2 separate regions of the Mus musculus genome follow, and region 1 is linked to region 2. The links are chromatin loops, found by intact Hi-C in ENCODE. Cell type or tissue: heart. All regions are shown on one strand. Each heading gives the region's core, and the rest is flanking DNA. Links, peaks and the distances in the headings are about the cores only.

The links. Peaks named below come from ENCODE experiments on the same cell type or tissue, not always from the same donor. Only the 100,000 strongest peaks of a DNase experiment are listed, where the experiment ranks them.
Region 1: a loop joins it to region 2, with 3 times the contacts of the local background. A loop is called at or near these places in 2 of 42 quality-filtered maps.

The regions. Positions count from the first base shown.
Region 1 is chr16:22,563,668-22,566,575 of GRCm38, reverse strand. It overlaps Dgkg (diacylglycerol kinase, gamma), which reads left to right. Exons shown (of 25, transcript NM_138650.2): 15 at 82-161; 16 at 1,215-1,289. Among named protein-coding and RNA genes, the nearest start is that of Gm41433, 19 kb to the left of the region's middle. In heart, for the core only: a CTCF peak has its summit at 1,811 (motif pointing left); DNase peaks (open chromatin) are centred at 1,825 and 2,235; H3K4me3 peaks cover 533 bases; H3K27ac peaks cover 1,691 bases.
Region 2 is chr16:23,126,999-23,129,906 of GRCm38, reverse strand. Rfc4 (replication factor C (activator 1) 4) reads left to right here and starts at 2,177. Exons shown (of 11, transcript NM_145480.1): 1 at 2,177-2,222; 2 at 2,366-2,507. The coding sequence starts at 2,377. In heart, for the core only: a CTCF peak has its summit at 1,660 (motif pointing right); a DNase peak (open chromatin) is centred at 2,096; H3K4me3 peaks cover 1,787 bases; H3K27ac peaks cover 1,831 bases.

The DNA.
Region 1 (2,908 bases), core at 315-2,814, 560 kb after region 2:
CTGGGCCTGCCTCCCATCCACCTGCTTTCATCTCATGTCACGACTGAATAAAGCTCACATCTCTTTCTTCTCATTTTTAAGTATAAGATCATCCCTAGCCCGGGGACGCATCCCCTGCTGGTCCTGGTGAACCCCAAGAGTGGAGGAAGACAAGGAGAAAGGTAGGTCCTCTTTTCTTTTAAAATAGGCTAAAACAACCCGACCCAACCCCCTTCCTTCCCTCAGCCCCAACATAGTAGACTGTACAGTCAAAAAAACATGGACCCGTGGCCAGCTCATCATCTGGCCCAGGTGAGTTAATAGCCTGTGCCTCAGTTTCCGCCCCTGCGACATGATAGCAATGATATTACCTCTCACAGGTTACCTTAAGGATTAGAATAGACCTAGTGCTTAGCCTTGGACCTGCCACATGAGCCCCGGTAAAGGTCGCTAGAATCAAGTTCTAAGGGACCTGTTTTATCCTATGCCATCACAAGTCTCTTCTTGGTTTAAAAGACTTGGTGAGGTTCACCTGCTTAGGACTACCTGGCCTAGCCCCAACCCCACCGTATCAGTGAAGGAAACGCAGGTTTGGGCGAAACTGGAGTAAGCTCAGCGGGGTGGGAAGACATGGGGGGCAGACAGAAGCACTCTGCCTCCCAGGCCTGCTCAGTCTGGGAAATGAGCAGATGGTACAGAGAGCAGGATTTCAGGCTTAGAAAAAATAAAATTAGGTAGGGCCAAGTACTATGAGGACCCCACCTCTAGCCTGAGCTAGTCTCAAGGTAGAGCCTAGAAACCAAACCCAGACATAGCCATTGCCTCCAGCCCCACCTCCTCCTGCATGTACTCTTATGAGGATGCTGGGCCCACTCCTTGGGGGCCTTCAGCACCTCTGGACAGTCAACAATAGATGAAATCACCCTACTTAAACCATGCAGAATACCCAGAGGTCTCTAACAGGAAGGAAACTATGTAGGACAGCAGTCCTATTCTCTCCCATAGCAATAAGCAGTCCATAGGGTGGGGCTGGAGTCAGATGGAGGGGCAGCTTTTGGCCAGAGGGAAGGATATGGGGATGCTAGGTGTACTGGGATAGCGGGTCTGCACCCATCACTCCCTGTCTTAGGTTTAAACAACTGGCAGATTTCACCACAGATGGGTCCAAAGGTATTTGCCCCCATGTGACTACTACCTTACCATTTCTCGCCTCTATTGTGTTTTTTCCCCTGTAGAATTCTTCGGAAATTTCACTACCTGCTCAACCCCGAACAAGTTTTCAACCTGGACAATGGGGGACCTACACCAGGGTATGGACAGTCGTCTTCACTCTGCCCTGCTTTGGTCTCTGAAGAAAACACCTTTCTTTGTCTCCTGGCTTTTTCTGCCTACCCCTCACCTTGGCCCTGGTTCTTATTTAGGAAGTTGCCCTGTCTACCTTGTCTCTGAAGGAGGTGTTGATGTCAGAGGGAAACTATGACCCAGTCATTGGACGGACAGGGAGGTCACACTGCTGACTTCCTTGGACTTACTTGCAAGGCTCTTGGCTGATATCGTCGTAGTGTGTAATGATGTCACTCCAAGTCTGTCATGTCTTTTGCTATGGGAGCATTTCTGTCATTGAAACATTCTTTCCCTGAATTACCCAGCTTTGCAGAGATTACAGATCTCCTAACCCTTCTCCCACCTCCCTGACCCCTAGCCAGACAGAAAGAGCTGTTAGAGGGGAGGGGGCAGGACATAGATGGCTCATCTGAAGGTCTGGTGGGTGGAGCTGGCCTTGATGCCATTTAGCCAGTCATAGGTGGTGCCCTAGTGCCACCTGCTGGCAGCTCTGCCAGCACCAACTTCCACGTCTGATCTGAGCTTTTACACCTCCTGACCTGCATTTCTACTCTAGAGTCATTGAGATTCCTCCAAGGGGGCTGGAGTAAGGTGTCTAAAAATGGAACCTGTCCCTGTCTTTCCGTTGTCTGGCACGGAGATTATTTATAGAAATGGAAGCACGAGACCCAGTTAAAAGGAGAACGACACACAGGTGCACATTCACCAATCTGTAAAATTTACTCAGAAGTCGGTCCAGACTCTCCCAGTTGCCACATAGCCACGTGTCAACCGGTTACTGCTGGTTACTGCCAGTTACTGCCGGATAGCACCGCCATGTACCAAAACATCAAGTGCCTTTTCGGCCCTGCTCTCTCCTAGGGTATTTTAGGAGCACAGCCTTCTCGGCCTTTGATTGGTTTTCCTGTGGGTGACAAGCTCAGGGCCTACTTCCAGGGCTGCTGAGCCCAGAGCACCTTCAATGTGCCTGTTTATCTGTACGCAGACAGGCCGTCCAGCTGACGGGAGCCTCTACTCAGAATGTACTGCCTGGAGTAGGGTTCTGCAAGAGAAGGGAGAGAGAATAGTGACTTGCCAACATAGGCATCCGTGCTCAGAGCGCCCCTGGGACTCCTCAGACCATCTGTCTGGGAAGAGAGACATAACGGCACCTCAAGGTGTCCATCGGTCACATTTTCCCCCAAAGCAAGGGTTCTTGACTTTTTCTGCCAGGGACTCCAGTCACAATCTGGTAGAGTATGAACTCCATCTAAAATAATTTTTTTCTAAAGCATAATATGAAATAATATGTGATTTCCAGTGAAGCTAATTATGTTGAGAAGTGGTTACCCAAAACTAAAAAGACAAATTTGTGGTACATAAGAGAATGTCTTCTCTCAACACACTAAACAACAATACCCATAGTCAGGTTCAATAATGACTGTAAACTGAAAGCCACAAGCTCCAGAAATGATAGCATGGAACCTACAGTACAGCCTAACTGAAGTGTTGAAACAGCTGTTATATTCACTGTGACAAAGTTGCAGGTGCTATTGAAGCCTCTGTGGTCTGCTGTCTACATTCATAATTGAAAGAAATGCTAAGT
Region 2 (2,908 bases), core at 268-2,767:
ATCTGGTGCTCTGAATAAAGTTATTGCATGAGACTAGCCCACCTCATTTTAGACTTCATTCTCCCAGGCCAGGACCCATCACCTTTACAGTGGTAAACAGCATGGAGATTTTTCAGTTGGGCTATTCCTGCATAGTTTACGTTCTCATCCCCAGTCACAATAAGTGGGCTATTTTATGGAGGAAATTCAGTTAGAATAACAAATAGTGTAGTGAAAAGCAATGCACTCTGTCTTGTGCTGGGTAATTTGTAATGAATGTATACTTACTTAAGGCTTGTTTTCTGGTTCTGGAACTCGCTCTGTAGACCAGGCTGTCCTCAGATCAACTGCCTCTACCTCAGCCTCCCAAATGCTGGATTTAAGGCACATGCCACCCCCACGCCCAGCTATGCTTAGTTTTGTTTTGTTCTGAAGACTTTTTTTTATGTATACGGGTACACCGTAGCTCATCTTCAAACTGCAGCTGTCTTTAGACACACCAGAAGAGGGCTTCAGATTCCATGACAGATGGTTGTGAGCCACCATGTGGTTTCTGGGAATTGAACTCAAGACCTCTGGAAAGAGGTCAGTGCTCTTAACCGCTGAGCCATCTCTTCAGCCCCTCTACTGGAATCCCAGTTCTTAAATCTGGCAAGTTTAAGCTTAAGCACCATCTGGTAGGATCTCTTGCAGAACCATCTCAAGGGGGAACGAAAACCGAAAAGAACAAAGTCTCTTGTTATAGCATTAACCCTGGAATTACTGAGGACAACACCGGGGATTGATTACATTGAGGTTTTCCATCTGAGGTTTGGAGGAAGCAGAAACATTATGTCCACTAACCACAGACCTTATAAATACATAGTCCCAGACACCAGAGATTCTGACCTTGTAGGTCTGTTTTGGGACTGAAAGTGTACTTCTGCCAAACCCTGCACAGGCTTCTGATGAAATGCAGCCTTTTAGAATTTTGGTTCTAGAAAATGAGCACAATTAGACAAATTCTACTTCTGGTGGAAACAATGACATTTCATCCACTGTAGGGCAAAGGTTAGTTGAACCCCCTGAGGGCTCAGGGGTTCTATCCAGGAAGGGTGACTATCTTTCACTCCTGTGGCTGGCAAGTTCAGCTCCCAGCAATGCAGTTACTGGAGCAGTCGTCGCTGTTGGACTCGTGTGACAACCACCTCTGCTACCAAAGCTACACTAGGAACTTATTATGCTAACATGAGGACATCTAAGGGCAGAGGCTGGCTAAGAACTGAAAGATTCATTTGGACTAGTAAATCCTTCACAGGACAAGCTGTCTGCTGACAGTTGGTATATACTACAAAGCTTTCAAATTCTTTCTTTTTCGCTTGGTCCACCCCCCCCCCCCCCCAAGATGCTGGAACGCAAACTCCAGTCCTCTGGGAAAGCAGCAAGTCCTTTTAACTGATGAGTTTATCTCCTGCCCGATCACGAGGTTTTTGAGTGGGTCTCGGGAATTACAAAATGCCCATAGAAGATGGTCCTCCCTCCCTACAATAAGCTGATTTTACTGACTGTAAGACATCTGTCCCGGGCTGTGTGTGTTTAAGTATTCCGCTTGCGTGCAAGTACGTGCAGCACACGTATTCAGGGTCTGCAGCCCTGAAGGGAACGTTGGACCCCTGAACTGGAGTTCCAGTTGTGAGCCACCAGATGGCTATCAAAACCCCAAGTATCAAACCGAAGTCCTCCACAAAAGCAGTGAATGCTCTTAAACCGCTGAGCCTTCTCTCTAGCTTCACTTCTAAAAAGCAGTTTGCTCTGTGTCCTTGAATATCGGGGGCAGGGCAGTAGTTCGCACAGTGTCCCCTTCCGGCGAAGGGTCAAGTGAGCACGTCTTGGCCCTGACCTCCGGGCTGACGGACGATGGCAGCAAACCCAAGAAGCCACTGGCTTAATGAAAGCCTCTCCCAGCGTGGGCCCGCCCTAGGCCCGGTCCTTCGAGCAAAGCTTTCTCCTTAGGTCGGCTCCTCCCCGACCGCGCTCTGCAGTGTCTGCTGGGCCGAGGTCTGGCCGCGGAGTCTACACAGGATCACCTCCGCGGAACGCCCCAGATGCACCCAGAAGCCGAGCTTAGCCACCGCTAGCCAAAAAGGGAGCGCGTCACTGGCACCCGCGCGCCGGAAGTGACGTTATTGCGTGGCGCGCTCCCGCCATGCCTTTCGCCGCCGTTCTGTGGCGGGAACCGCGGTGCCAGGGGGACGGTGACGACTGTAAGTGATGGGTCTGAGTGTTCTCAGCCTTTTACAGGCTGGCGGGGACCGGGATGTGACCTCCGCCTTCCCTCTAGGCACAAAGTTAGGGGTCCTTTCAAGGGGAGCTGCCCCATAATGGTTTCTTTTTGTCTTATACCCAGGAGAAGAAGCCATGCAGGCATTTCTGAAAGGCACATCTGTCAGTGCCAAAGCACAACTGACCAAGGACCGGGGGACACCTGCCACTGCAGGAAGCAGTGGAGAAACCAAGAAAGTCAAACCAGTTCCTTGGGTGGAAAAATAGTAAGAACTGCTTGTACTTTTGTTGAAATAACTAATAAGTGCTAGTGGGGTTTTTTTTTTAATGTAAGGGGGACTTTGCTATATTTAGATCACACCTTTGAGGGGTAGGGGGACGCGGTATCACCCAATAATAAGTCTTAGTCCTTGGAGTGATACAGTAGTTGAATTTAATTCTTTAGTTATATAGATGACCTAAGATGTTTATAAAGTGTACAGTTTTAGAGCCCTACAGAAACGAAGAAAGCAATGTTTCTGTGAGCTGGCTATAAACACTTCCACTGAAATCTGACTTTTATCCTTGTATGTATATGGTGAAATTTGTTGGGATCTTGTTGTTGATGTTAAGTACCACTACATTGTCATTTGCTAGATGATACTAGAACCGTCAGCTACGTGGAACC